6 separate regions of the Mus musculus genome follow, and all the other regions are linked to region 1. A link is a loop called in an ENCODE intact Hi-C map of the cell type or tissue named here. Cell type or tissue: left cerebral cortex. All regions are shown on one strand.

Region 1 (5,000 bases):
CATCACCCACATGGTGGCTCACAGCAATCAGTAACTCCAGTTCCAGGGAATCTAACGCCCTCTTGGAGCCTCCTTGAACACTGCATGCATGTGGTACACAGGCATACACACAGGCAAAGCACACAGTAAGGTTTTCATTGGGGTGGACAGATGGGTTAGAACATTGGCTGCTCTAGCAGAGGACCTGGGTTCAGTTCACAACACCCACGTGGTGGCTCACAACTACCTCTAACTCCAGTTCCAGGGGATCTGACGCTCACTTCTGCCCGCTGCAGACTCCTTCATAAAATGAAAATAAATTTAACTTAAAACTAATAGGTTCTCCTGTCTCTACAGCCATTTATACTTTACTGATTTTCTTCAATGTTTGGAATATCTGAAATAATTGTCTTCTACATTTTCCTCCACTGGTGTGATACTACAATCATAGCTTCGGACACACTATATGTAAGCACTCTGGTTTGAAAATCCATCATTTATGAATATAGATTACAGCAACTGAGACTTGTGAAATATGCTGCAGTAGTTCTGAAATAGGTTGTACAAAATGATACATCAAACTGCTATTTACTGTGAATGATAAATAATTTGTTGTTAGTCAGGGTTCACTAGAGTCACAGAACATAGAGAATAAATCTCTCTTTATATGTACACGTGTATGTATATGTATACATATATATATATATGCATATGTCCATACACATATATGGAATTTATTGGAATGACTTACAGGCTGCAGTCCAGCTAATGCAACAATGGCTTGCGGTGAACAGAAAGTCCAAGAACCCAGTAGTTGCTCAGTCCCACAAGGCTGGGTGTCTCAGCTGGTCCTCCATCTATGCTGGAATCCCATAGAAGAAGGCTCCAGTGCCCGTGAAGGAATGGATGTGCTAGCAGGCAAAGAGCAAAAGCTTCCTGCTTCCGAGCTCTTATATAGACTTCCAGCAGAAAGAGTGAACATTAAAGGCATTTCTTCCCAATTCAAGATGTGGATCAAAGGCATGCATGTGTCTTCTCATCTCAAAGGTCAGAACTAGAAATGGACTCTCCCACTCCAGACCAAACAAAATCTTTCACAGGTTATGTCCTCCATTTCCAGATTGTGACTCATTCCAGATAGACAAGCTGACGACCAAGAATAGCCATCACATATGTAATCTCTGACAATGACACCAGAATCTTGTTAAGAGGGTGTTCATATTCAGAGGATGCTGATGGGTTCTGGTGTGCTATAGTAAGCATCAACTGAAGGAGGCAGTATATACACTTTTATATGAAAATCATGTTTCAAGACGTCAGTGGTGGCTTGGCTCAATGATAGAGGGCTTAGCTGCCATACTTGAGGTCCTAGGTTCAATTCTTAGAAGTTGTATTAGTCAGGGTTCTTTAGAGTCACAGAACTTATGGGTAGTCTCTATACAGAAAGGGAATTTATTGACGATTTACAGTCTGTAATTCAAGTCCCCAACAATGGTCAGCAGCAGCAGTGAATGGAAGCCCAACATCTAGATCAGTCCCACAAGGCAAGGAGGCGAAGAAGAGAGAGAGTGAATCTTCCTTCTTTCAATGTCCTTATGTAGGTCTCCAGCAGACAGTGTGGCCCAGATTAAAGGTGTGTGCCACCATGCCTGGATCTGTCTGGGACTTGCTTTGTCCCGGATGACCTTGAACTCAGAGATCTCCCTGTCTTAATCTTTAATTCTGAGCCACTATGCCTCAAGGTCTCCATGCCAAAATCCAGGTCAGAAACTTGTATCTCCCAGCCTCCAGATTAGCTCACAGGTGAGAGCTTTCCAATTCTGGATTGTAGTTTATTCTAGATAGAGTCAAGTTGACAACCTGGAATAGCCACTACAGGACTGAAGCTGTGTGTGTGTGTGGGGGGGTGGTGGTGAATGTTAAAGGAACAGTGTTTCCAGCTGCTGTGGGACAATGGGATATAGGAGGGTGCTGGAGCAATGTGCAGAATAGACAATAGATTTGGTGTTACATTCTAGAACACTCCACCAGAGTCTTCACAAGAGAAGGGTAGTAATAGGGACTGGTAAGAACTGGGACGAGGACACTGCTTTTCATAAAGTAAATGGGTTTTCTCTCTTTTACACAACACTCTTAAGAGAGAGAGAGAGAGAGAGAGAGAGAGTGTGTGTGTATACATATTTACACACACACACTCAGGTGTATATATATGTATATATACACTCAGGTAAAACACTCACATAAAATAAAATAGTGATTTGTTTTAGTTTGTTTTGTTTTGTTTGAGACAGGGTTTCTCTGTGTAGCCCTGGCTGTCCTGGAACTCACTCTGTAGACCAGGCTGGCCTTGAACTCAGAAATCTGCCTGCCTCTGCCTCCCAAGTGCTGGGACTAAAGGCGTGCTCCACCACTGCCCGGCTTCACTGTGCTTTTTATCTATTATACTTATAAATTAAAACATTATTGTGGGGGCTGGTGAGATGGCTCAGAGGGTAAGAGCACCCGACTGCTCTTCCGAAGGTCCAGAGTTCAAATCCCAGCAACCACATGGTGGCTCACAACCATCCGTAACAAGATCTGACTCCCTCTTCTGGTGTGTCTGAAGACAGCTACAGTGTACTTAAAATAATAAATAAATCTTTAAAAAAAAAAAAAAAACATTATTGTGTTGGAGACAAGACTTATTCAAATATGCTGAGATGGCCGATCTTCTTGTGCGGGCCCAAACGAAACAAGGGGTGGAGAGGACGACAGGCTAATAGAAATGGAAAGGAGAAAAAAAAAGACCTTTAACTGGAGCTAGTCATTTGGTTGGTATTTAGTTTTAATTCAATACATATTTATATAGCAGTTTTCCTATATCTGGAAGTAAGATACTTTATAATTTCTTCTCCCCAAGAGTCATCTGTTATGGGGTTCTGAGGTGCAGGCACTCTATTTTGCCACAGTTGTTCAGAAGCTTAAAATTATACTAAATGGTGTTTCTGAGAAACCATAGCAACTGAGTTCTGTTACACAAAATGTTTTCCCCTTTGAAGCCTAGGCTGATTCTTTTGTCTCCTGAAAAGCCTGAAAACTGTTCACTCACCACAGAGGCTTGCGCGTCCATCCACCTGGGGGCGCCAAGCACTCTTGTTCTTTTTGAGTCGTGAACCCCAGAGGACGTCGCTGCCTTTATAGATAAAGGTGATGTTTCTTTAAGAAACTTCCCCCCACTACAGGGCGGGGAACAAGACTGAGTCTACGTTGGTGGCCAAAATAGCTTGTAAGTCTTGCAATGGACTCTGGAACACTGAGTTTCGGTGCCTTGAGGTAAACGAGGACTGCGGGACGCCGGACTTCAATCCCCATAATGCCGGGCGTGAGCCCGCGGTGCTGCATGGGTAATCCTAGAGGTGGCGGCCATCTTGCGTATGAAACTGCTCCAGCCTCGCGTCTCTTTCCAGCTCCGTTTAATAGCTACGTTTTGGACGGTCTCTCGTCTTCCCGGAGGTTCGTGTGTTCGCGGAAGTTCTTTTTTTTTTTTTTTGGAGGGGGTGGAGTGGGGTGGGGGAGGGCTTGGAGAGGAAGATGGTGGAAGTGCTTACAGAGCGATGGGTCCCGGTGGAGGTGAGGGAGGTATTTCCGGTTTCGTCTGAGCGAACGGCTGGCGCCTGCACCTCCGGCTTTGACACAGCTCTCGCCTCACTGCGAGCGTGGAAGCCCCAAGAGAAGCCTGTCAGCCTTCGGGACCTCCCCGGATTCTTAGAAGGGATCTTGACGTTTTCCTTAGGGACGGAGAAGCCGGAGCGCCCCTGGCCTGGCAGCCCGCCCCCGGTCAGGAGGCCTTGGGGGCCCGGCAGGTAGGGCGCTGACGACGTCGGTCCACCCTGCTGCACTTGCTTGGTTGGCTCTTGACGTTAGATTGAGGACATGGGAGCATGTGGCCGAGGTGGGGGCTCTTTCCGGGAACCTGGCTTTTCTCCGCAGTTGGAGCTTCCTTCGTCTCTGCTAATGGCTTGTCGCCTTTCTTCTCGTTTGTAGGGTTTGGGTTTTGATTCCAAGAGCAGGCCAGATGTGACCAAAAGAGCGCTTTTGGTTTCTTAACGCCCCTCCCTCTATGACAAGAGAAGCGAAGTTGTGATTTTTTTAAAAAGACATAGTCTCTCCCAACCAGGCTGCTCTGCAACCCATTTGTGTAGCCAACCCATACTGGACTGGAAATCTATTGATAGGATTACAGGTTTGAGCTACCACGGCCTGTCAAGAGTAATTTTAATTACATTTATTGACAGGGTCTTGGGTAATACAGACTGACCTTGAACTTACTGTGTAGTCCAGGCTGGTCTTGAGCTCCTTTCAACACCTGCCAAATGCTAGTGTTGCAGTCATAGACCACCCTGCCTAAAAAGTGTATTTTTCAAGTTAGAGAAACTACTAGAAAAGATGAATGATTTGATTTTTAAAGTTTTCTGATTATTTTCCCTAAGCATAATTTGTATCATCACTAAAACTCAAAACTTTTTTTTTTCCAAATTATTACATTCAATTGGAAAACTGCTTTTATACTACTTAAAAGAAAAAGACCCCACAAAGACTGCGTTTTTAGTTAACCTGGTATTTGGATGCTAAAGAGAGATAATTGTTTGGAAGTTAAAGTATATACTACAAAAGACATGATGATTTTAAACAGGAAGGTATTTGTGGTACAGTGTACTGAAGGAAAATGAGATTTTGTAACTTGTGATTCATGTAAAAGAGTTGTCTATGAGCCCGGATGCCAGGGCAGGGCTCTTGACTGTAAAGATGAAAAGGAATGCAAGGACGCAGGCAAGGCTATCTTGTCTGAGTTGACACCATCTGGCTGGAACCTCCCCTCTGTCTATTGCCCCTTGGCGCCGGGTAAAGTCATACATCAACTGGTTGCTATGTGAACAAGATAAGCCCCCAGCCCACAAGAACAAAGTCCTGATGCCCTTTTGCTGAAGCCAATAGTGTGTCTAGTGTGTAGCTATGCTGAATTCCACACCCCTAAGCCCCTC
Region 2 (5,000 bases), 140 kb after region 1:
TGGGCCAGAGTTTCAAATAAACATGAGAAAGATTCTTACATGGCAACAACAAAATGTCAAACAGGACCCAACCACCCTATATAGCTGTTACCCACGGCATAGGGGGGTTCAATATATTTTCATAATTAGAGCATGGTGTTCTTTGTCCTTTTCACAATGTCAACATCTGTACAACAAGGAATGAGGTATGTAAACACCTGGTGCACCTACATGACAGAAGGCAGTGGACCCAACTGCACTAGCACTTAACATTGCCTAGCAATCCACAGGAGAATGCCAGGGACTCACTAACAACGTAAAAGGAACAGTATGAAGCTCATGCTCCAACCTTCTCATTGCCGTGTATCTGATGTGTGCACATGGAATCAAGAGTCTACCTTCATGTTGCTTCTGGCTTAGAAACTGGTCATCAGACCTATGTAGCACACACTTTCACCCACTAAGCCACCGATGGGACCAAGCTTTAATTCCTTAGCCTGCCTTTTTAATCCTTTCTGAGAAACAAAATGCATGTAGCATTTTTGCAGACAGAAGTTTGGCAGGCATTTTCTCTAGAATGAAGTGGGCTTTTATAGTAAAGACAAAAGTGTGTTGCTAATGATGAGATGTGAGCTTTCAAAATGAAATTAACAATTTCTAGAGAACTAACAGTAGCTGACTTCTTCCAGACTTCAAAAACTTATCAGATCAGTTGTAATATTAATGGATGTGATCTTTTTCATGCACTGTCAATATTTATTTATGATATCTAATTCAGAGCCTGGTGTGGCTGTTCACACTGCAATCCCAGCACTCAGGAAGGTCACTGCAAGTTTGAAACCAGCCTGATCTACATAGCAAATCGTAAATCAGTCATGGTTACGGAGCAAGACGATGTCATTTAACAGAGAAAGCTAGGGTTGGAGAAATGACTCAGTGGTTAAGAAGCTCTTGGGTTAAGAAGCTCTTGCAGAAGACCCAAACTCAGTCTAGCATCTACATCACAGCCCACAACCAACCTGCAACTCCAGCTCCAGGGGACCTGATGTCCTCTTCTGACTTCTGTAGGCACCGACACACACAGAGCAAATACACAAACACACTCATACAGCTCAAAACAAAATAAGTCATAAAAGGTTTGAAAAGTGTTCATCACTAGCATCACCAATGCTTCTGATTTGCTCGTAGCCCTTTCAAAACAGTTCTTTCCACTGGAAGTCAAAGAGTTAGTTCCCCATCAGTTTAGGTATTCTACATCATCTGATTGACCAGGAAAAGATTATGTTAACTGGATCTGACTCCACGACCTGTTTACAGCACAAATCACCTTCAACTCCTGATCCTCCTGCCTCTACCTCCCAAAGGTGAGATTACAGGAATCAGCTAATGCCTGCTAAATTGATGCTGAGGAACAAATGCAGAGACCAGGGTCACTTTCATCCCTCTTTTGTGTTTTGTTTTTAATTAGGTCTAAGCTCTGTTGCTCCTGACATCCAGGAATTCCCTATGTAGCCCAAGTTGGCCTTGAACTCATTTAATCCACCTGGCTCAGTTTTCTGCCTCAGCTTCCATAGGATTATAACCTAGCTCAAGTAATTTTTTGTTTGTTTTTCTGAGACAGAGGCTCTCTATAAAGCCCTTTATCTCTCTCTTTAGACTAGGCTGGCCTCAAACTCAGAGAAGTCCACCTGCCTCTGTCTCCCAGGTGCTGGGGTTTTTGTTTGTTTTTAAAGCAAGCATTCACCTTGACTTATTTTATTGAAAATATTTTTTTAATGGGACTTAATTTACCAGGTTTTATAAAATTCCTCAATACCTGCTGTGCTGCATCTCGCCTTAAAAATTTCCCAAAAAGTTGGTCTCCTTTTGTATTCAACGGGCATTTTCTCTACAGTATTTCTCCGATGCTCGGTAAGGAAGTCTGCAAAAGAGAAAATAACAGACACTGCACAAGCCTGGTTTCTTGTGACAGGTAAAACCAGAATCGCTTGGAAGCTTATCCTACCTCAGGCCTATCTTTTGGGACAAGAGCAGAACTTATCATGAAGATGGGGACAGTTTATAACTGTGCTTCCAACCAAGTGGCTACTAGATACATCACAGCACCCGAAAGTGGCTATGGTGGGAGTCAATGACAAGACAAACCTAACGTTATTTAGAATTATTCACATTGACTAATCAGGGAGCCGAGACACACACGTTAGGTAATCCGGCGACTGCAGAACGGGGCAGCTACCGCGGACTCTGGACGCGCCGGATCCCTCTGGGAGGACGCCGCGGGCTGCACCGGGGCAGCTGCTCCGGGTGGCCGTGAAGGAGGTCGACTGGCTCCTCCGGGGTGTCAGGCGCGTCCCTCACGGCCTCACGACCCCGGAGCGCACGCCCGCCACACCCGGCCGCACCGACCCGCTCCGCTCCCGCAGCGGTAGCTGACTGACGGCAACGCCTCACGGCTCCCGCTCCCGCGAAAAGCCCGCGCTCTGCCCGTGACGTCATGACCCCGCGACGGGGACGCGGCGCGAGTGCCACCGGGAAGTCAGCGAGCAGCTCCTTCTGTGCCTGTTCCCGGCTAGCATGTGCTCGCCCATCCCCAGCCGAATTCCTTTCTTCCCCTCACGATATGTGTGTGTGTCTGTTTCCCGCTGTGGCCTAAAATTTTGTTTATACTTTCTTTTTCTGTATCTTCGGGGTTCTTGGAGTTCTGTTTACTTTAACCCTGAAGATAGACTTGGAAGGGATTCTTTGGATCTCTTTACCCTCTTCTCAATGTCGTCACATTAAATAAATCTTTCAGCTTTACACTTTTAATTTGGCGCTTTTAATTGTCTTATTGAGGACGGGTGGTAGGACCTGGGCTCAAGTGTTCTCTCTCCTTCTCCCCCTCCCCCTCTTTTCTCTCTCATACACACACACACACACACACACACACGCACGCACGCAGTTAAATAGCAGTCCTGCAATATTAGTACTCCTTTCTGCAGGTTTTAGGATGCGATCACCGTATTTCCCGACTTTTCCAGAAACTGGCCTAGAAAACTGAAACATTATTACCTCTCCCCTGAATTTACTGAGTAACAAGCCCAGTGCATGGCTTACTGTAGGTTTGTAGTTTGAACTTTAGAAAGCCCTCGACTGGATCCAACAAGAGATCTTAGAGGCCTTGCTGCTTCCAGAACATGATTAAGCAGTTAAAAGGTCCTCTTGGATTAGAAAAACAATGACCTGCGGTTGGGGAATCTGGCTCAATAGTAGAGACTCTGGGTCTGGGTTAGATACTCAGCACTACAATAAAGACGATTGAGAAAAGTCTGCTTGGTTTATTGGTATCAATTTTGTCTGGTAAGCTGTAATCCTTAGTTTTAGCAAGAAGTATCACTATTGTAAAAAAATACTAAAACTTTTGATGTAGGTCTGCTTAGCAAAGAAGAGGCCTATGATATTATCTAGTAATAAACTACTGCTTGCTGAACGTTTCTAACAATACTATGAAGTGTTTAGCATTGTCCAGTGGGTAAAAACTAGCCTGGTAGACGTTCTAAATTTAGATTCAAATCCATTTGGTTTTGTTAGCTTGTAAAATGAGACAAAGGTGACATATGTCTTTAATCCCAGCACTTGGGAGGCAGAGGCAGGCTGATCTCTATGAGTTCGAGGCTAGCCTGGTCTACACAGAGAAACTCTGTCTTGGAAAAAAAACATATTGGGGCCAGAGAGACAGCTGAACAGTTGAGGGCACTGGCTGCTCTTCCAGAGGTCCTCAATTCAATTTCCAGCACCCTCATGATGACTTACAACCATCTGTAATGGGATCTGATGCCTTCTCCTGGCGTGCAGATAGATGTACATGCAGACAAAGCACTCAAACAATAAAATGCACAGTAATTTCTACTTAGAAAAGAAAAAAATTGCTTCTTCCCCCGGGGAAGTCGGAGGAGAGAGGTGTCTCACTAGAGTGGAATAATGAGAAGCCTTGACACATTTCACCCCCTGAAAGATAGCTCAGTATCACACCCTCCTGGCCTTTAACAGCTCATGACTACGTTTTGTGTTCTTGGTACAAGGAACCTCCCAACCATGTCTGTCTGTTCTAATAGACTTTGTATGATTTGAGCTCAGCTACTCAGATTGTTAACTACCAAGCATTATTGAATTCAATCCATTATCTGTTAAATCTATTATTTTCATAAAAATGTATATGATGTGCACTGCACCTTGATGGTCATATATATATTGTAAATACTGAATAAAAGTCTTACAGTTAGTATAGTCATACCCTCACAGAGTTACCTTCTATGTCTAGGTGTGTGATGGAGAGTATCAAATCTCTTCTAGCAAATCTGTAGGATGCAGTTCAATATTGTGTGGATGAGAATCTCTAGGGGGAAAAGCTGTGTCTACAAAGGTTGTTGATTAAAACTCGGTAACTGTGAAGAGTTTGGAATATTGCTGGTTCAGAGCCTAATTACAATGTATTGCCTGCTGTCATTAGGTCCCTAAAAGTGTATTTTTTTTTTTTTCGAGACAGGGTTTCTCTGTGTAGCCTTGGCTGTCCTAGAACTCACTCTGTAGACCAGGCTGGCCTCGAACTCAGAAATCTGCCTGCCTCTGCCTCTCAAGTGCTGGGATTAAAGGCATGTGCCACCAGCGCCCGGCTAAAAGTGTATTCTTTACCCACCTCTATGGTGTAGTGCCTTTAATCCTAACAAACATTAAGAAAAACCCTTCAGAATATATTAACAAAACCATATGAACCAAAGGTCCAAGAATGCTATCAAATAGCATCAGAGGCCTACAGCTGAGATCTCTCCCTGTCTGTCACCCGTCTCTCTGATGTTTCCACTGAAGTAATTTTTGGTTTCCAGCCTAGCCTTTAATGGCTGATCTGTCTCTCCAGTCCTATCAGTGCATTTTTTTTCTTTTTTTTCTTTTTTTTTTTTTTGGTTTTTTGAGACAGGGTTTCTCTGTATAGCCCTGGCTGTCCTGGAACTCACTCTGTAGACCAGGCTGGCCTCGAACTCAGA
Region 3 (5,000 bases), 500 kb after region 1:
ACAGTGGTTTGGTTGCAGCATTCAAAGCTTCTGAACTGGGTGGGGTTGTGGGTAGGACATACAAGGTCAGTGCAGGGGTCAACTTAAGGTCTGGCCCTTACCCACACGTGCAAAGTGTTTTTTTTCCTTCTGCTCGGCCTATCACATATGAATCAGTGTCATCTCTCTTTCTTTCTCCCTCCTTTCTCTGGCTCTTCTGATTAGATCTAGAATACCTCAGAATACTTTTCACTCATCGGTGGATACTGAGTTTCAGTCTGGAAATGTGGAAAGACAGCTGGAGATAGAGGTTGGTGATGGCTATAAAATAAAGTGAATCTATTTGGTTTCACTGGCCTGGGGGCTCGAGAGGTGCTTCTGCAGTTACAAAAGTGAACTGCTGGCTGTCGAGATGGCTGAGAGGTTAAGAGCACTGACTGCTCTTCCGAAGGTACTGAGTTCAAATCCTAGCAACCACAGGGTAGCTTACAACCATCTGTAATGAGATCTGATGCCCTCTTCTGGTGTGTCTGAAGTCACCTACATTGTACTTATTGTATAATAATAAATAAAATTTAAAAAATGTTTTAAAAAAAAGAAAAGAAAGTGAACTTCTCTTCCAGCAAAAGTTACCCATGAAACTGGAGGAACCACGTCATTTACAGGGAGAAAGACATATTTGGAAAAAAAAAATAACAAAACAAAACCCTCCAAAACAACAATAAAAACACTCCTTATGCCTACTCTTTCCTTACAGTGTCCAAACAATTAAAGATTTAGGTCAGTTATTCCAATATATATTGGGATGGAATTATACATGTTGGGCAGAGTTATCTGATTTTAGTTTAATCAGTAGTATTAACAAAGACTCTGTCAGCCTTGTTCAAAGAATTCAGGGATAAGCTGGGCAGTGGTGGCACATGGCTTTAATCCCAGCACTTGGGAGGCAGAGGCAGGTGTATCTCTGAGTTTGAGGCCAGCCTGGTCTACAGAGTGAGTTCCAGGACAGCCAGGGCTACACAGAGAAACCCTGTCTTGAAAAAAATGGAAAAAAAAAAAAGAATTCAGGGATAAAATGGGACAATGGATCCATATAAGCCAGAGGAGGGACCCAAGTCATATGACCATGCATTCAGACTGACTCTTTTGAGGCCTGTGACTGCATCCGGGTTGGTGGTAGGGAAGAAACAAGAAGGGAGAGAAAGTGGAAGGACTCAACGGTTGTTTCAATTCAGTTCATTTTCTTTTTAATTCTTTAGATTTACTGATTTTATGTCTATGATTTTTCTTGCATGTGTCCATGCATCATGTGCGTGTAGTATCTACAGATTCCAGAAGAGGGTGTCGGATCTCCTGGAATTAGAGTGACAGCTGGTTGTGAGCTGTCATGTGGGTGCCGGGAATTGAACCTGGGTTCTCTGCTAGAGCAGCCAGTGCTTTTAATTACTGAGCAATCTCTCCAGTCTCAGTTCATTTTATGAAATTTTCATTTTGAGGTTTTAAGATCACAACATTTGCAATAAGAAAGTTTCTTCTATCAGTATTGAGCCTGGATTTTAATTTTTGTATTAACACACATACACACGCACACACACAAATCTGTGTTGCTATTTACACAGATTTATTGACTTCACCTTATGATGCAAACCACCTGATGATATTTATTTACAGGATCATAATGAGAAATTACATGTATAAGGCTGGTTTGTTTGCATATGATACTCAGACTCCCTAAATGATGCTTAAGATTCAAACTCGAGTCATTCACATTCAAACGTTTGCTAAAAAACCAAATTCCAGATGCTGGAAAAGATAGGTCACATATTAACGTTATATTCTATCCCTTCAAAAATATCTGCTCAGGACAAGATAGCATTTTTTTTTTTAAAGAAATACTGCTTTAAAATGTTCCTTTTATTTTTTGAGATTATAATATGACCACACCACTTCCATCTTCCCTTTTTCCGTTCCAAATCCTCTCATAAACCCCACCCCCTCCCCCTTGCTCTTTTTCAATTTCATGGCATCTTTTTTCATTAAGGGCGCTGTGTGGATGCAGACAACTGCGTGCCTCTAGCTCCCTCTGGTGCTCGCTTCGTATCTTTACCGTCATTACCGACTGCATCTATAGCCATTTGGAAATGAGCCTTGTGAGAAACCACTAATGTGTCTAAAGAGGAATGTCTCAAACAACCAGCCTGGATGCTAACCATGCCCACACGTGGAACTGGATCCGGTGTCATGTGGAGTGGCAAACATTTGGGCTCAAAAAGGAAATCTCTGGAATTCTATATAGTGCTTATTTTGTGGGAAACTTCCATGAAGAGCTACTGGTGATTTACAAGAGCTTATATTTAAGGAAAGCACACAATTATTAAACTTACCATTAAAAAGGTTGAATAGCTGGGCATGCGCGGGCGCGCGTGGCACGTGCGCATACACACACACACACACACACACACACACACACACACACACACACTACTGTAATTCCTGAGGAAGGCTGAGACCCTATCTCTAAATAAAGAAGATTTACTGTCCAAAGTGCCATTAGCCTGGTTTCACGCCTCAGGAATGAAAAGTTGCTCCTTTAATTGGCATGGATTTAGAACTGACTTTAGAGTTCCTGTGTAGGAGTCAAACAAACTGGAAGTATTAAAAAGCTAACTGGAATTCAGCAAATATTCTAAAGCACAGAAACGAAGGTATCAAGAAAATATGACTCAAATGAGTTCTGTGGAAGGGAAGGGAGAATGATTCTGAGTAGTGTGTGTGTGTGTGTGTGTGTGTGTGTGTGTGTGTGTGTGTGTGAAACAAATGCACACAAAATACATTGTAGGCTGGGCTGGAGAGATGGCTCAGTGGTTAAGAGCACTGGCTGCTCTTCCAGAGGACCCAGGTTCAAATCCCAGCACCCACAAGGCAGCTCACAACTATCTATAACTCCAGTTCTAGGGGAATCTTCTGGTCTCCATGGGCACTGTGCACACACAATACACACACCTATATGCAGATAAAACATCTATGTGCATTTTATTTTATTTTTAAAATTAAAATCTTAAAAAATACATTGTATGAAATTCTCAGAGAGATAATAAAAATGAACAGAAAAAAGACACACACACTAATTTGCCTCCATATAAGGCAGAATTACATTCTGTAATTTATCTCTTAATTTTATCTTTTTGTTGTTGTCGTTGTTCTTTTGGTCATGAGAGGGAATTTCTCTTATAATAAGAAAAAACAAACAAACCAAACTTTAAGAAATAAACATTGGTGAAGGAGAATGGCCTCACCCTGTGCACATTTGTTAAATATATGAAAAGGAAACCAGGGCAAGCCATTCTGTTTTGTTTTCAAATCCTTTTGATCAGTCAGTTTTTAAACCTCTAGCCTCATTCCTGGAAACCTCGCAAGCTGCCTTTTGATTCTTGCAGGTCCTAGCCCCTCAAAAGAGCTTCTCCAAAAAAAAAAAAAAAAAAAAAAAAATCTACATTTTATGTAATCTGGTCCATCTGCCTAGCAACAGGAGAGTGTTTCCAAAAAAAAAAAAAAAGCCACCAAGGAAACCACACAGTAGCCTCTGGGGATGCTCAAGGGGGGTGGGGGTGGGGAGGGGACAGGCCACCAAGATAAGACTGCTCTCAATACAAAATCCCAGATGGAGAAAGTAAGACAAGGAATGTTATAGATTTTTCTCAAACGAAACTCTGTAATTACAGTCTCAAGAGTGTCACATGGTTAAGATGCCATAAATAGTCCTTCAAGGACAAATAAACAAAAAAATTCTTTACTCTGGTCAATGGGTTTGGCCTTACCCACACCCTTAGGGAAGGGGTGTAGCTTGGCTTAGGAGTCAGAGGGGTTGTAGTTACACGGGTTAACTCAGACTGGATCCCGCCACTGGGCCTGCTTCCTATTTCACTGGCACCAGTCAAAAGTAGAGAGGACTCGAAAAACAAAAACAAAACAAAACAAAAAGTAGAGTGGAAGGGGGCAGGCTAGGGCAGAGACCAGAAAAGCACCCATGCCTTTTGTTTCTGTTAACACCTACTTGGAGTTTATGGCTGCCACACAACCCCATGAGTAAGGACAATGAAGCCAGGGAGACCTATCAGATCACCAGCCACAGTCCAGCCCTCTTCACGGATGCAGACCACAAACACGGAACTCTGAAAAACTCAATCAGGGCCTAGAGAGATGGCTCAGCGGTTAAAAGCGCTGACTGCTCTTCCAAAGGTCCTGAGTTCAAGTCCCAGCAACCACATGGTGGCTCACAACCACACCTAATGAGACCTGATGACCCCTTCTGGTGTATCTGAAGATGGCTACAGTGTACTTAGAAATAAATCTTTAGGGCCGACCCAGAAGAGCTCAGGAACATGGTAGCAAGCAACTACTTCAGGACAGGTATCAGAGAGGCAGCCCGAGAGGAGTGAATTATATAGAGAAGACAGCCACCGGAAGCCTGAAGGTTAGCTTAGAACAAGTGGCAAGTGATATCAATTAGCACCCTTGTGGTCTTATCCCAAGCTGTGGAGAGAAGGGTGACCAGAGCATTGAACTGAAGAGAAAATCTGCAACAATGTAACTAGCAGGCTGCAACAGCCTATTGTGAGCCCAGCAAGTTTTGCTTCTAGCCTGGACTACACTTCTCAAAATAACATAGAATAAAGACTGCCCTAAAACGCCCAGGATCTAGTCAAGCATGGCTGAATGGTCACGGTACCTCGTTTCACTTTCCCAAGTCCTGTGGAGTTTATTTATTACTCTTCTGATTTAGTGTTTGTTGCTAAGAGAAAATATCATCCAAAATCAACTCAGGGAGGAAAGGGAGAGATGCCAGGAAAGGGGGGGGGGGGGGGACTTAAGCAGAGACCATGGAGGAACACTGCTTACTGACTTATTTCCTCTGATTTGTTTAGCTACCCAGGACCACCTGCCTAGGGATAGGACCACCCACAGTGGGCTGGACCCTCACACATCAGTCATAAATCAAGAAAATGTCCCATAGATTTGCC
Region 4 (5,000 bases), 210 kb after region 1:
TTTTATGTGTATGAATGTTCCATCTACATGTGTGCCTGGGCGCCATGTGTGTGCTATCCAGGGGAGGTCAGAAGAGGGTGTAAGATCTCCAGGAACTGGAGCCGCCCTGTAGGTGCTCTTGGGTACCCTGCAAGAGCAGCCACTGAGCTATCTTTCTAGCTCCAAGCTCAGCTTTCTCAGCATAGCACTGACTACCCTCGGTTGGAGCCACCCATCCTGCCTCTGCACCAGATGCCCACCATGTGCCTTAGGTCACATACAAGGTAAAAAGCCAAAACCCTGTTGATTCATGATGCCAGATTGTGTGTGTGTGAAAATACAGAGCAGCTATTTCCAGATGGACCATTTGCACATATAGCTGTCAAATTTAAACATAACACCCAGAGTTTATCCCGAGATAGCAGAATATTGACAAATACCCTTGAAGTGTCAAAGATAATATTCTTGAAATTATTTAAAACGAAACTGTGTTTAAAAATGTTATTGTTAGAGAGCCAGCAATTGAACCAGGTCTTTGTGCATGATAAGGAAATAATCTCCTGAGCCGGGTGTGGTGGTGCACGCCTTTAGTCCCAGCACTCGGGAGGCAGAGGCAGGCGGATTTCTGAGTTCGAGGCCAGCCTGGTCTACAAAGTGAGTTCCAGGACAGCCAGGGCTACACAGAGAAACCCTGTCTCGAAAAACCAAAAAACAAAAACAAAAACAAAAAAACAAAACAATATCCTATTAAGCTCTACCCCTAGCCAAAATTAAATAAATAGATAAACAAACAAATAAATAAATAATCAAATACATTTTTCCAAATAAAGCTACTTAAGTGAGTCCTAAAGTGATAGGGTCATGGGTCAGCTTGCTTAAGATGATATACTGTCATAGGCCTGGGCCCAGACACCATTATCAGCCATTTTTTTTTTTTTTTCTTGCAGAGCACCTGGTTTGGATGAAAATTAACTTATCTAGTTGCCAGACACAGAGCGATAGCTTTGGATTTTTAGAAAAGAAAGTGGTTTTTGTTTTGTTTGTTTTTGATTTTTGTTTTTCCAGGAGTACTGGGGCTGGAACTCAGGGCCTCAATTCCTGCTACCTAGACACTGTACCACTTAGGTACATCCTCAGCCTGATTTCCTTCACCATTTACAGGGCAACAAAACCCATTCATAGGAGGCAGTACGGTGCCTACCCCTAGACCACAGTCAAAGACTTATCTCCTCTCAAGAGATGCAACCATGCAACTTCCAGAACTAAGGATACGAAAGCATTTTTATATTTTAGAAGATATTTCGATACTAGAGCAGCCAAGGGGGAGGGGCAGGGCAAAACCAAACCAAACCAAAAAACAACGAACAAACAATCCTCCTTCCCCCCGACCCCCGAAAAAAAACAAACCCTCATCTATCAAACACTTAAGAAGAAGTCTACACACAGATAGGCAGACGTGCTGGAGGGAAGGTGAAGCGCTCCGGTTGTTATAGAACTACACAAAGATACAATGCACCTGCCTGTGCACCAGAATTAAGTAAGAGTAACATCGTCTTACCTGAAGTTCCTGGGGGAGCAGTTTGAATGGACAGAAAAACAAACAAAAGTTCTATTTAAAATGATATAATGTATAAAACACCCCAGTGCATTTTAGTTTTCACACAACAACAGTGCTAGCAACATATTCTTCAGTAGACACAACTCTTACAAAAGAAGGAAAACATGCCTGAACTCCAAGGGAAAAAAGCATCACTATTTGCTCTCAGAGTTCCTGCTTGTCTTCCTGGCAGAAGATGAGGCTGAAGTGATGTCAGGAGCCCACGTGCGGAAGCAGCTTCCTACTTCAGCAACAACATTGTTCTCCTTAACACCTATTTATTTAGAATGTCTGAACCCTTGTTTGTGAGGAAATGTTTAAATATCATGGGAGAGAAAAGAGGGTCAGAGAGGGGCATCCGTTGGTCCCACTTCCAAAGCTAACAGTGCGGTCATGATCTAGCACCGCGGGGATATAGCCCCTTTAAAAGATCCTGCAAACTCCAAGGGCAAGAGCTGTGACGAAGAGCTTACTCAGATGCCCAAATTAACTTGAGACTTTGTTTCTTTGTTTTTGTTTTGGCAATCATGTTTGACGAAGAAGCCAGAGTATGTTTACATCACTGGCTTTGTCACGAGCTATTTGCCACTGGTGGGATTGTCTGATGGCTGGCACAGAGAATGTCAGCTGCATGCCCGACACTGCTCCACATGGCCCGCACAGGGCATCTGACCCTTCATGCTAGGTCCACAGGAAGTTTTTTTTTTTTTTTTAAAGATGTATTTTTTTTTAATGTATATGAGCACACTGTGGCTATCTTCAGACATACCAGAAGAGGGCATCGGATCCCATTACAGATGGTTGTGAGCCACCATGTGGGTGCTGGGAATTGAACTCAGGACCCCTGGAAGAGCAGTCAGTGCTCCTAACCGCTGAGCCATCTCTTCACCCCGAAAGTTTTTAATTATACCCACTGGCCCAAGGGGCAGACCTTGAGTCATGAGGACTCAGGCTCAAATGCTTTCATTTTACTGTGCTCTCAACATCTCTGTGTCTTTTATTTTAGTCCAGAAACTGCAAAGCTTCCTCAAAGGGTTTTCTTCTTTACTTCTGAAACAAGGGTCATCTGTGCTGACTAGGCTAATTTTGAACTCCTGGGCTCAGGAGACCCTCCTGCCTTCAAGTACCTGGGATTACAAAAGTGTTTACTCTTTTTCTTTTTCTTTTTTTTACTACTTTGTTTAGATTCATTTTTCTTATTTTCTTGAGCTCCTTATACAAATATTAATCTTTGAAAATACTGATTTCATTTTCTGTGTATGGAGTGTTTTGCCTGCACGGATGTACATGATGTACACTATTCACATGCAGTGCCTGCAGAAGCCACAAGAGGGCGTCAGATCCCCTGGACCTGAGAGTTACAGATGGCTGTGAGCCACTGGGTGGGTGCTGGGAACCGAACCCAGGTCTTGTAGAAGAGCAGCTGGTGCTGGTAACTGCTGAGCCTCCTCTTCAGCTCTCTAACATCCTAACCTTAGGTGATAAAGTAACCTACGTGATTTTCAGTTGTCAGTTGCTGTTGCTTAGGACAATACAGAGATAATGAAAGATACATTCTGGTATTTATCATTTATTGTCCCTGGACAGCTTCAGTTTTGTTTGTTTGTTTGTTTGTTTGTTTGTTTTGCTTTTCTTGGGGCTGAGATAGTCAGGCAGTCAAGCCTGTTAGACTTGTTAGATAAGTATTCTGCCTCTGAACTAGCCGTTCTGGAATTATGTCTAATTGCCTTCCAGGCCACTCTGTGTAATACCATCCTGGGGCTGAGACAGGAGGATGCTGCCTTTGATGTCAGTTGAACTTCTGGAAAGCAGAGGGTGCTGACCTTGAACTCTAACCAAAGACCAGAGTTAGGTCAGCTGCTCGGTCAAGGAGCCCTGACCTCAGCAGAGCACGCAGCACTGGCTCACAGGCATTTCAGGACTCCAGACTGATGTGTTTTGTGTTATCACTTCAAAACTATCTTCGCTGCATTTAGTGAATTCCTTCTTGGTCACTAATTATGGTTGCCAGAATCCCCTGAAATCCTCTTAATAGGTTTGAGAACAGTTTAAGAAGAAGATTAAGCAGGCATTCATTTAAGCGTGCCTTGGGGGTCAGTTTTTTTGTTTTTTGTTTTCCTTTTTCTCTTTCTTTTTTGTTTCTTGAGACAGGGTCTCACTTGTAGCCAGGCTGGCCTTAAACTCAGAAATCAGCTGGTGTCTGCCTCCCCAGTGCTCAGGTTGAAGGTGGGTACCACAATATCCGGAAGTACTTTTTTCTCTTACTATCTTTTGTGGGGGTGGGGTGGGGAGGTAGCAATGAAGATACAACCCAGGGCCTTGAGTATATAGTAGACAAATGCTCTACCACTGACTAACACTGCCAGCCTTAGCCAGAGCTTTGACACTCTTAGGTCTGGGTTTACTCAGTGTGCAATGCACTTGCATCTCTCCTGCTGGGTCAGACATGGGGCAGACCTGGACCTGGGAGGACAACAGAAGTCGGCACCTGGGGCTCAACTACACATGAGTGAGTGGGTTTTCCAGAAGTCACATTCTTTCTGTCAGCCACTCAGACTCTCATTTTCCCATTAGATCACAGTTAAGTTAGGAGGTGCCTACCTACCACAGGCTATAATCAACTTTCACTTTGGGCCTTTAACTGTAAAGGCTGCAGTTGGAACAGAGAGTGCATTTAGTTAAGTCAGAATTGACCAATGCAGCATTAGATGTCACAATCTTGAATTTTCATTCCCTGGAGGCAAGGCACTGCTTCTCCCAGGGAACGTGCCCTGAGCTGTACAATCGAAGGTGTTTCTTCTCCTCCTCCCAGGCCCCCAGATAACAGCAATGAATCTTATTATTGCCATTCCAAACAGACAGATCTGCACACGCCTGCCAGGACTTGAATTCAGCTGCCCCAGATGTCTGGAATGCCGACCACCAAGCAACCCCGAAGGGCTAAGACAGCGGATCTGTCTCATGCTTCATATTTCATTCTAAGCACTAATGATTTCATTAAACACAACACAGGAATACAGGAGCCTGAGGGCTCCGATCTCTAGGGGTGGCAACAGCAGGCTTTGAAGTGACTGAATCAATTAGAAATGGAATTGTTAGCATATTTTGCCCAGGTCCCAGGCTTAGAAATGATGCGTTCCTGTGATTTAAAAACAAAACAAAAAAAATTCTCCCTCAGACTACACACACAGTCTTTGTGTAGTCATTACGATTCAGATCTTTGCCATTTAAAAACAAGTTGGCAACTTTTGCTTCGGGCTCAGACAGGAAGGGCGGGGTGATTTGTACAACAGTGCGGCAGCTGTTCTTTGCAGAACTTGATGCAAAACGGAGTTCACAACTTTCTAACTAGAGAACTTGCTATAGAGAGTGTGGCCAGTAGAGAAAGCAACACTTTCGTTTAGGCAGGTCAGCGAGTGTTTGA
Region 5 (5,000 bases), 230 kb after region 1:
CAGTGTGCTTAGGGCGGGAAACAGGACCCCTAGCCATTGGAGAAGTACCCAAGCTTTCCCCACACCCCTATCACTGCAGTGTGCTTAGGACAGGAAACAAACCCCCTAGCCATTTCTGTCTTCTCTTGTTTTGTTTTTTGAAAGCTCTGAAGTACTGGCTGGCCTCTAAATCACAGAGATCCTCCTGCCTCTGCCTTCCAAGGGCTGGGATTAAAGGCGCATGTAACCACTCCAGGCCAAAATCATAGTTATTGAATAGATGATAATGAAGGCAGTTCCAGGGAGGTCTGGAATTATAAACATAGAATTCAAATAGTAGGGAAAAAAATCAGAAAATAAACCTCAAAAGGAAAACCATGGGGCACTATTGAAATTATAAATTTAAAGATATAATTTGCTGCTCATCAACTTGGCAAAGGTTAGGAATTGAGAATATTCAGAATTGGTTAATGAAATAAAGAAATATTTCATATATCATTAAAGATGTCAATTAGATAATTTAGCATTGGAGACCAAGGAAACTAAAAAGGTCTATATTTCTTGTTTGTTTTTGTTTTGAGATATTGTTTCACTATGTTATTGAGGTTTAGTCTGTTGCTATGTATTGTAAAGCTAAATTCTGAAGGTCTAGGTGAATTCTCATGATAACAGGCCATTGTGTAAACCTTGTTCCGTGACTTAAAACTATTGGTTAAGTAAAAAGGGAAGCTATTTAAGAGAGAGCAGTGCAGGGGGCTGGAGAGATGGCCTAGCGGTTAAGAGCACTGACTGCTCTTCCAGAGGTTCTGAGTTCAATTCCCAGCAACCACATGGTGGCTCACAACCATCTGTAACGGGATCCAATGCCCTCTTCTGGGGTGTCTGTAAATACCATATAATAAATAAATAATAAATAAATAAATCTTTAAAAAAAAGAGAGAGAGAGAGCAGTGTGGAGAAGAGAAGAAAGAGGAGGAGGGGGAGGGGGAGGGGGAGGGGGAGGCAGAGCCAGTGTTACTGGGACAGTTGTACAGAGACAGGTTAGAGGGAGAAAAAGAGAGAGCCAGAGAATGAGAATGAGCCAAAAGATTAGAACATATTGCCAAAGTTAGCATGAGGTCATTCAGGAGAAACTGAGAAGCCAGATTGAATCAGTCAGCTGGGAGAGGAGTTTAAGTCAGAACAGCTGAGTTGAACCAGCCCACCAGAGATCAATTTGAAAGAACAAGAAAGGGGGAGCTTATTCAGGAGCAAGTCTCAGAGGCTGAAAACACTCTAGGCCTAGATAAGATTGTATGGAGGCTAGAGGCTTCCAGGACCAGGAAGGTTAGCAGGTGGAGACAGTATGCCTCAGAGACAACAATTACATCAGGCGAGTAAAAGTTACTTTTATACTTATTTATTTATTTTTATGTATGGGGGTCCGGCTTGTGTATAAGTCTATATACCACATGCTTGCAGTGCCTACGGAGGCCAGAAGAGGGTATCTGATTTCTTGGAACTGGAGTTAGGCTGTGAACTGCCATATAGGTGCTAAGATTCAAACTTTGACCCTCTGGAAGAGCAGCCAGTGTTCTTAACTCCTTAACACCTCTGCAATCTCCATAAAGCCTTTTAAAAGAGCTATGTATTTATGTGTATGTGTGTGCCTATGTGAATTTATGTGCACTGCATACATGCAGGTGCCTATGAAGTCAAAAGATAGTGTAAGGGCTCAGCAGTTAAAAGTACTGGCTGCTCAGCCGGGTTACGGAATAATCCGAATCTCTATTATCCTAGATCCACTAACGAAATATATGGCCTATCCCTTTATTCTCCTATCCCTGTGAGGAAAAATTATAACAAGCTCAATCTGCTTACGCAAAACAGATTTAAAATCATTAATCGCTTATTCCTCAGTTAGCCATATACTCGGGAGGCAGAGGTAGGTGGATTTCTGAGTTCGAGGCCAGCCTGGTCTACAAAGTGAGTCCCAGGACAGCCAGGGCTACACAGAGAAACCCTATCTCAAAAAAAAGTACTGGCTGCTCTTCCAGAGGACCTGGGTTCGTTTCCTTGGACCCACATGGTAGCTCACAACTGTCAATTCTAATCAAGAGCTCCTGACGCCCTCTTGTGGCTTGTGAAGGTACTACATGCCCAAGTACCTTTAACACATAAAAATAAGGATACTTTTAAAAAGCTTTATTTTAAAAGTTCACTGTTCAGATTTACTGCAAAGAACTGACAGAAACCATGCAGGTAGACGTTGAAATCGCACATCAGAAGAGGTAACTGAGCAGTCTACACACACGAGAAAGCAGAGAGCTACATTAATCTATTGTGTGGGAAAAATGACTACATCGACTGGAAAGAAGATATAAAAACAAAACAAGAGAACACACAAAGAAAACAGTGCAAAAGTGTAAACAGATCATTATGCAAAAGGACACATAGAATAGCAAAATTCAGTGGGCACTGGGGAAAACAAAAATATTTACAGATCATCTCTAATGTTGTAGATTGAGAAAGCCTTTGTGAAGACCGAGTCCCCAAATGTATAGAGCTAAGAGCACCCACATAGCCACGCCCTTTGATGGGGTACTTCTACTTTAGGAAATGAGACCATACAATACTATTTCATAAAGTGCTTTTTAATACAAAGCCATGATTGGACTGGAGAGACAGCCCAGTGGTTAAGAGCACACCCTGCTCTTGCAGAGGTGCAGGGTTTGATGCCCGGAACCCATGTTAGATTGCTCACAGCCCCCTGTAACTCCAGGTCCAGGGATCTGATCCCCTGCTTTGGCCTCTGCAGGTACAGAACTCACCTGCCTCCCCTCCCCCCACAATTAAAACGAAATAGTAAATCTTGGTTAAAAAGTGAGTGACCACTTGACACATCACCAAGTGTCCCTTGATAATGTGGCAACAGGGCCATCCGCACAAACAAATCACAAATGTAAGCAATGGGACAGGGAAGTGTTAAGTGGAGTGTCACGTTCATGCGTAAATATCAAGTATTTATACACACAAAGTAAATATCAAGCAGACAGAGCAGAGCAATACAAGTCTGTGTGTGTGCAAGGGCAAGGCCAGGACCTGAATGAAGGAAAGAAATAGAACAGAAGTTGATAGACTCCACAGGGCAGGAAGCCGGAGAGGTCGTCATAGCAAGGCTGCTGACAGTTTTGGGCTAATGGCTGAACAGTACAATTTATGCATCTATTAAAATTTTTTTAGATTTATTTCCTACATTTGAGTGTTTTGCATGTATGAATGTATGTATGTGCATACATGTCTGTCGCATGTGAGCTCAGATCCCATGCAAGGAGACATCAGATCCCCAGGAACTGGAGTTATAGATGGCTGTAAGCTGCCATGTGGACTCTGGGATTTGAACCCAGGTCCTCTGCAAGAGCAGTCAGTGCTCTTAACCACTGAGCCATCTCTCTGGCTTCATAACTTTTTCCTTTTGAAGACAGAATATTATTCTACTATATGTACACACCGCATCCAATTTGTACTTTTAAAATGTTTATGGTAAACGTTCTAGACAAAATCTCCTACATGGTCATCTTACTCATTACCCCCTCAGGATGGGTGCTGTATGTCCCCTGCTTTGGTAGCAGGGTATATGTGGTGGTTTTCCTCATACTGTCTGGGTGCTGAGAGAAGGGTGAGTTTGCTTGCAGGAAAAGGTATGACCAGGGGATTATTGGAAGCAAGAGTGCTGTGTAGGAGGGGTGTTTAAAATGCTGGTCACTTGGAGGTGCTATACATGAGATCGTCTGCCTTGTAAAATGCTACAGACATCTCACATCCATGGTACAGAAGCTCAGAGTAAGAGTTTGTAAGGATTGTGCTAGAAACACACATGCTTCTAGTTGTACAGACAAGAGGCAATGATATTTTCTGTCTAGATTATAATTTGTTAATTAGTTTAGAACAATCAATTACTAACATGCCTAGCGACATACTAAGTTCTTGATGAGATCTGACTGCCATTCCCCACTCCCACCTCTTACCTCTGGGATTACAGATGTGTGCTCTCATGCCAGGCTAGGATCAAGTTTATCCCAGCCATGCTGATGGGAAGGGAGGCCGATGGATCTAGGGTCAGTTATCTTGAACTTACAGCTCATGAGTTAACAGAGCCCAGCCTCAGCTTCTTCACAGAATACCCCACTCACTGATGTGTTGTGAGGATTTAAAATGAATCCATTAGCATTTGGAGACCTTGGTCTCCCAGCACAAGGCACGACACTTACTGTCAAAGCTCTATACTCATGTGAACCATGGATGTTAAACTGATGTTATCCTTAGCGTCAACAATTACCTCTGCCAGGTAGGTGACCATGTTCAAGGTGATGTCGGCATAGGCTTCATGAAGGTAGCGACAGACCACGTTGACCCATGTGGCGCAGTCCCTTGTGTAGCTGTGTGTTTTGTAAAGGGTCATGACGTGAGCCAGGTTGGAAAGTTTAGGGTTTTTTTCTTCCAAGCAAACCTTTGAAGAGAAGCAGACCAATTTAGAGCGTTTCCAATGGACGGGAAGGGACGTTAGCAAACATTCTAAGTCCTGATCGTCTGGAGAAGAGCCCATATGCTTTTGGGTAGCGACGGAGATGCTTCATCGAGTCATTCACTAGTACACACTTTCCCTCACAAATCTTTCCACTTGCTTCGTGTTCATTAACTTTGCCTAGATGTGGATTCCAGGATGGATTCTGGTCGGCAAGCTTGGCAGCAAGCACCTTTACCTGCTGAGCCTTCTCAACAGCTACCATCTGCCTCTCCCTGCCTCCCCACTTCCTTCCTTCCTTCCTTCCTTCCTTCCTTCCTTCCTTCCTTCCTTCCTTCCTTCCTTCCTTCCTTCCTTCTTCTTTTGAGATAGGTCTTCTTTGTGTAGCCCTGGAACTCACTCTATAGACCAGACTGGCCCTGAACTTAGAGATGCACCTGTCTCTGCCTCCCGAATGCTGGGATCAACGGTGTGCACTGTACCACCATTCGGCTCCCACTTGCTTTTCTTAATAATG
Region 6 (5,000 bases), 74 kb after region 1:
CCAGTGGGTGCTGCCAACTCCTGCAACTTGAATTTGGTTTTATATAAATGGTACCATGACAATCTCCCCTGCTATGTGGCAGCGGAAGGTGTTCATGAAGCCTCCTGAGTCCACCCGAGACCCAAGGAGTAACAAGAGACTTAAAAGTTGCATACAGCTTTTAAGGATAGTTTTGGCAGGCCGGTACCGGTACTAAGGAAACGTACAGGACCCTGAAGGAGTGTACCTCAGTCCTTGGGACCCCAGCCAGGTGCTGACTGATTCACAGGCAGTAGGGGAGACAACAGTCTTTACTGTGACTGCTCGGATGCGCTGGTCACATTCTCTAATCTCCCACGGAAAGTATTTACTTTCAAGGTCTAGGCCGGTCTGAAGTGAGATGAGGCAGAGCCGTGGCAGAGGGCTGGGCTTCCACAGTGACTGCAGGGAAACCTCCCACTGTGTCCCCGGGGCCAGGCCCCTTCCCTTGGGAAGGGCTGCGGAAGGCGGCGGGGGGCTGGAGGGAGCGCTGGGGGCTGCGTCACCCACGCTTCCCCGGGCTGTCAGACTCCCCGGCAGCGCCGGGGCCTCACAGGTAGAGACGCCCCCTCCCGCGGTTCGCGGGGCCGGGGAGGAGGGGCCGGGCTCCGAGCGCCCGCCCCTCCATCTATCACATGGCCGGAGAGTCACAAAAACAACAGCTTTGGCCAAGACCGTGACTTCAGGAAGGGAGCTCAGGGCCCTCGCCGCCAGCCCCCTCCCCATGGAGGACAGTTTTCTGGAATCGTTCGGGAGGCTGAGCCTCCAACAGCGGCAGCAGCAGCCGCCTCCTCGGCCGCCGCCCGCTCGGGGGCCACCTCCGCGCCGCCACAGCTTTAGGAAACACCTCTACCTCCTGCGCGGCCTCCCGGGCTCGGGAAAAACCACGCTGGCCAGGTAATGAGAGCGGCCTGGCGCCCACTCGCGCTCCTGCCCCGAGCGGCTCCGCGCGCCGCCCCTGCCCTTGCCCCGCGCGCCCGAGAGCTTTGCCGCGCGCCGGCCCGGGAGGACGGACCTCGGCAGTGCGCCTTGCGCAAGCCCCAAGACGCCGCCGCCGGCCCTTCCCCGCCGCGCCGGGCCTGGTGCCCACCCCTCCACCCCCAACTCCCCGGCAACCTTCGTCCCCAGCCCCGGGTCGGGGAGGCCCGCGGGGACTGCTCTTCGGGAAAAGCTGGTGGTGACTGCAGAGAAACCCGCTCCCCGCCCGCTGGCGCGCAGGCAGCCGCCACGGCGCCCACAGGCGCTGTCACCGGAGCGAGTTCGGGGATGTCCGGGTCGGGGGTCCGCGCGGCGCTGGCCGGGGGCCCGCTTTGAGATCTGGTGGATCGGCGCAGCCTGCGGCTGCTTTGGCGGCTGCGAAGGCGCACAGGTGCTCTGGGGAGGGGGGCGGGGGGCTGGCGGCGCCACCACCGACCGTCACTGACAGCCTCTCCGCGGGCGCCCAAATTCGATCACTCGCGAATTGCGTAAGCGGCCCTTCGGGTACCCGGGCAGAGAGAACTGCGCGGGCTTGCTGCCTGCTGCACCTTGCTAGGCCCACCGCTCCAGCCTGAACGCCCTCCACTTCCTGCCCTGCACTTGGTATTCCAGCAACGTTGGACTGTTTCTCTCTCCTTGCTGGGGTTGAGGATGCTGACCCTCCTGCCTGGCTTTCCCACCGTCACCCTTTGCCCGACTGGTCTCACTAGCCTTTTAAAACCGGTTCTATTACCTCCCCTCGCAGCTGCCTCACCCTGCCGTAGAAGCCGCCCGCCCTTCTCAGCGTCTTGGCTCCTGTTTACATCTCTGTGACTGCGCTTAGGTTTGCACACGGTTGCTTTTGCCTTCTGTGAGATACTTGAAGATAGGGGCCATGTCTTACCCTCCGTGAACGTTATCGGGCACACACTAGTCGATAGAAGCAGTCACTTGCCACCTGTGTGCTTGCTTCCCTTCTCATCAGATAAGGCTAGCCCTAGGACCCTGGAACCGCTGAAGAATCAAGGTAGCCCGCGGTCACATGCTGATTTCCATGGCACCAGGTAGTGATCATAGGGGGAGGGCCCGAATCTTTTGGATGTGGATGATGGGGAAACTGACACGGCCAGATAAGGGACTGACAATTTGTATTGGGGTTCTAGCTGATTTGTGGAGAAGCAGCCAGCTAACGAAAATTGCTACCTTTGCATCTTAGAGGGATAGATGACTTGCGAAGGCCACACTGGTACCCTTTTCTGAGACACCCTTCCGTAGGTTCTTTCCGGAAGCTCCTGGCAGTGGTAGGTTGGGTTCCAAGTGGAGAGCCTCCTTGGAACCCGGGACAACTTGGTTATTTTGTGATCCAGCAATTCACAGAGGGTACATCTGTTACCGGGTGTTTTCAGGATGCCAACCCTTGTTCGATCTCACTTTCACTTTGACAGCCTGTAAATTCTCCACACGCTCAAAGTCAGAGAAGGAAGTAACTTTTAGCCATGGCATCTCTAATCGCTGAGAGAGGAAGTAGTGTGAGGATCAGAGAATAGGGAAGAAAAGAAGCCGAGAGTCAGCACTGGAAAGCCAGGGCTTGGCCCGGGGAGCCTTTTAAGGGTCCTTTCTGTCTCTCCTTTTCTACACTTCTAGGATTTTAATTCCTGCTTGACATTTGACTAAGCAGAAGACATCGGACAAGAGAACATCTCATTAAACACCCGTAGGGACAGATTGGGTGAGCCCCGGCCTGAAGGCAGAAGCCTGCTGTAGATCTACCTCATCACTAGCTAGCTGCTGTCTTAAGCAACCATGACGCCTCTCTGTGACTACTAAGAGGTGATTAAGTTAGAGGGTTCAATGGGAATCTTTCTCGTAACTTCCTGTTGCCAGATCTAAAGAGTCAAGTATGGCTTCCTAGCCAAGCTCTGCCACTCACTGGAGATGTAGTCACTGGTTAGGTGACTGATTGGCAGGACAAGCCCTCGGAGTTACAGAGGCATTGGCTGTGACCAGAGGAGGCAAACCATGGACTCGGCCCCCTACTGTAAGGGGCAATGTAAGCCTTGGCATGCCTCCCGGTGGGCTGTGGGTTTATATATAAAGTTCCGCAGGGTGGGTTGCAAGTAAGAACCAGTCTGGAAGTCACAGCAAGACCTTCCCAGACCATGTTTTCCAGGGAGGGAATAGGAGAGAGAAGAATAGAAGATTGCCTTAAATAACACCATGTAGAACGGAGACACTGTACGGTTATTATGTCCTTACTGGATCCTGAGGGTCATTTTATCTATATGCTTTCAACATTTTCTATAATGGACGTGTATTTCTTAAACCAGACCTTTAAATAAAATCTTTTTCTTTAACGTTAGAGGAAGTTAGTTTTTGCAAATATGGGCTCATCTCCTGCTTAACTTTTATATCTCATTTGACTAAATAACTAATAAAATCTCTTTTAAAAATAGGATATGTCTTGTCTTTCAAGCCAACATTGTATTCTAGAATCTTCATGTCCAACTTGCTGGGATATGGAAAACATCTTTCTGAATTCTTCAGATTTTCCTTTTAAATTGGGTTTTTATCTGGTTTCAACATTTTAGCCATATTACAGTACCCGAGCTAGCATGTGCTCTAAGTCTACATTAAAATCTGTTCTCGGTTGAGCATTGTCTGGGGATAGGTGGTTACTATGAACTGTGATTCCAGCTCTGAGAACTCATCCTAAGGAAATGTTTGCACAAACATGCGGACACAGAGGAATGCTCATCAGAGATATGTCTTTCTGTGACAGAAGAAAGTAAGATAACTTAAATAAGTATAATTTCCTGATTAAATAGTAAACATAAAAATAGATTGGCTTATGAGTCACACAGTTATTGATGGAAACACACACACACACACACACACACACACACACGACCTGTAAATGTATTCTTCCCTGATATTAAATTAAAAGCCTGTCCCGGTGATCCCAGCTCTTGGGAAGTAGAGGCAGGAGTATCAGAAGTTCAGAGTCATCTTTGGCTACATCGTCAGTTCAAGACCAACCTGGGATAGGTGAGATCCTGTCCCCCAAAACGAAAAACAAACTAAGAAGAAAGCTACACACAGACACGCAAACCTCATTTTATGCTCAAAGAAAGAGGTCTGTATAGATGCTTAGAAAAAAACAAACTGAGTGAGAAGATAAGTAGACACCCATGGGTGCTGACTTTTAGTAGCGGGACCGTAGACTTTCCCCTCATTTGTTTTATGATTTTCAGCAACAGTTAGTTGTGTGTTGCCTGGTAACTTAAAAAAATTTTTTTTGAAAGATATGTGTGTGTGGTTGTTTTGTGTGCACACTTGTATGTTTTCCACATGTGTGCTCGATGCCTAGAGACGACTTCAGGAGAAGGCACTGCCTCCTCTGAAGCTAGAGTTGCAGATGGTCATGTGGGTGCTGGGAATCAAACCCTGGCCCCTGAAGAGCAACAAGTGCTCTTAATTGCTGAGCCCTCCCTCCAGACAGGGTCTCTCTGTATAGCCCTGGCTGCCTTGGAACTCACTTTGTAGACCAGAGTGGCCTTGCTTGGTAACTTTTTAAAGGTGAAACATCAAGGCGCAGTAAAGATTGTGTTTAATGACTTGGCTAGTAACTGTGTCCTTCTCTCAAGGAAGTCTTTCATAGGTTGATTTCCAGTTGGACATAGGCTAGGAAACTCATGAGGAGATGAACTTTTTAACAACTATGACATTTTATCTTGATTCCTTTAACACCTGAGCCAACCCCACAAATACATTCACTGTGAAGATCACAGAGAGCATATTAAACACAGGGGCTGTGGGCTGTGAAGGCCAGCCATGCTAATCAACAGTCATTAATCAACTGTGACCATGTTCCCTTGCTTTCTGAGACTTACTCTCAATGAGGCTGTAGACAGGGCCTAGACAGGGCCTAGAAGGTGTTTCAGAGTAACAAGCAGGAAGAAACAACTAGTAACAATCAGTTCTGTTCTTAGGCAAGCAGGGTGGGATGTGGAACAGTGCCTCAATGC

Evidence for each region. A loop is a pair of places that touch in the nucleus more often than their neighbours do. Peaks named below come from ENCODE experiments on the same cell type or tissue, not always from the same donor. Only the 100,000 strongest peaks of a DNase experiment are listed, where the experiment ranks them.
Region 2: it touches region 1 in a loop (7-fold over the local background); 20 of 42 quality-filtered maps call a loop at or near these places.
Region 3: it touches region 1 in a loop (6-fold over the local background); 7 of 42 quality-filtered maps call a loop at or near these places.
Region 4: it touches region 1 in a loop (2.6-fold over the local background); 19 of 42 quality-filtered maps call a loop at or near these places.
Region 5: a loop joins it to region 1, with 8 times the contacts of the local background. A loop is called at or near these places in 19 of 42 quality-filtered maps.
Region 6: a loop joins it to region 1, with 7 times the contacts of the local background. A loop is called at or near these places in 6 of 42 quality-filtered maps.

Annotation. Positions count from the first base shown.
Region 1 is chr5:150,663,972-150,668,971 of GRCm38, reverse strand. It overlaps N4bp2l2 (NEDD4 binding protein 2-like 2), which reads left to right and starts at 3,360. Exons shown (of 6, transcript NM_201369.3): 1 at 3,360-3,471. In left cerebral cortex, a CTCF peak has its summit at 3,097 (motif pointing right); DNase peaks (open chromatin) are centred at 3,229 and 3,613; H3K4me3 peaks cover 1,631 bases; H3K27ac peaks cover 1,190 bases.
Region 2 is chr5:150,520,075-150,525,074 of GRCm38, reverse strand. It overlaps Brca2 (breast cancer 2, early onset), which reads right to left and starts at 2,454. Exons shown (of 27, transcript NM_009765.3): 1 at 2,179-2,454; 2 at 1,796-1,900. The coding sequence starts at 1,862. In left cerebral cortex, no CTCF peak of the experiment used is centred here; DNase peaks (open chromatin) are centred at 2,480 and 2,861; H3K4me3 peaks cover 1,463 bases; H3K27ac peaks cover 598 bases.
Region 3 is chr5:150,165,980-150,170,979 of GRCm38, reverse strand. It overlaps a transcript of Fry not described here. Among named protein-coding and RNA genes, the nearest start is that of Gm52797, 37 kb to the right of the region's middle. In left cerebral cortex, CTCF peaks have their summits at 1,312 (motif pointing right) and 2,075 (motif pointing left); DNase peaks (open chromatin) are centred at 2,103 and 3,378; H3K27ac peaks cover 1,335 bases.
Region 4 is chr5:150,457,935-150,462,934 of GRCm38, reverse strand. All of the region lies in intron 51 of Fry (FRY microtubule binding protein), which reads right to left. Among named protein-coding and RNA genes, the nearest start is that of Gm5, 42 kb to the left of the region's middle. In left cerebral cortex, a CTCF peak has its summit at 2,906 (motif pointing right); no DNase peak of the experiment used is centred here; H3K4me3 peaks cover 991 bases; H3K27ac peaks cover 1,555 bases.
Region 5 is chr5:150,438,954-150,443,953 of GRCm38, reverse strand. Fry (FRY microtubule binding protein) reads right to left here. Exons shown (of 61, transcript NM_172887.2): 46 at 4,298-4,468. Among named protein-coding and RNA genes, the nearest start is that of Gm36299, 34 kb to the right of the region's middle. In left cerebral cortex, CTCF peaks have their summits at 1,468 (motif pointing right) and 2,097 (motif pointing left); a DNase peak (open chromatin) is centred at 2,082.
Region 6 is chr5:150,590,179-150,595,178 of GRCm38, reverse strand. It overlaps N4bp2l1 (NEDD4 binding protein 2-like 1), which reads left to right and starts at 654. Exons shown (of 5, transcript NM_133898.4): 1 at 654-915. The coding sequence starts at 743. In left cerebral cortex, no CTCF peak of the experiment used is centred here; DNase peaks (open chromatin) are centred at 1,076, 1,495, 1,740, 1,966 and 2 more places; H3K4me3 peaks cover 2,894 bases; H3K27ac peaks cover 2,370 bases.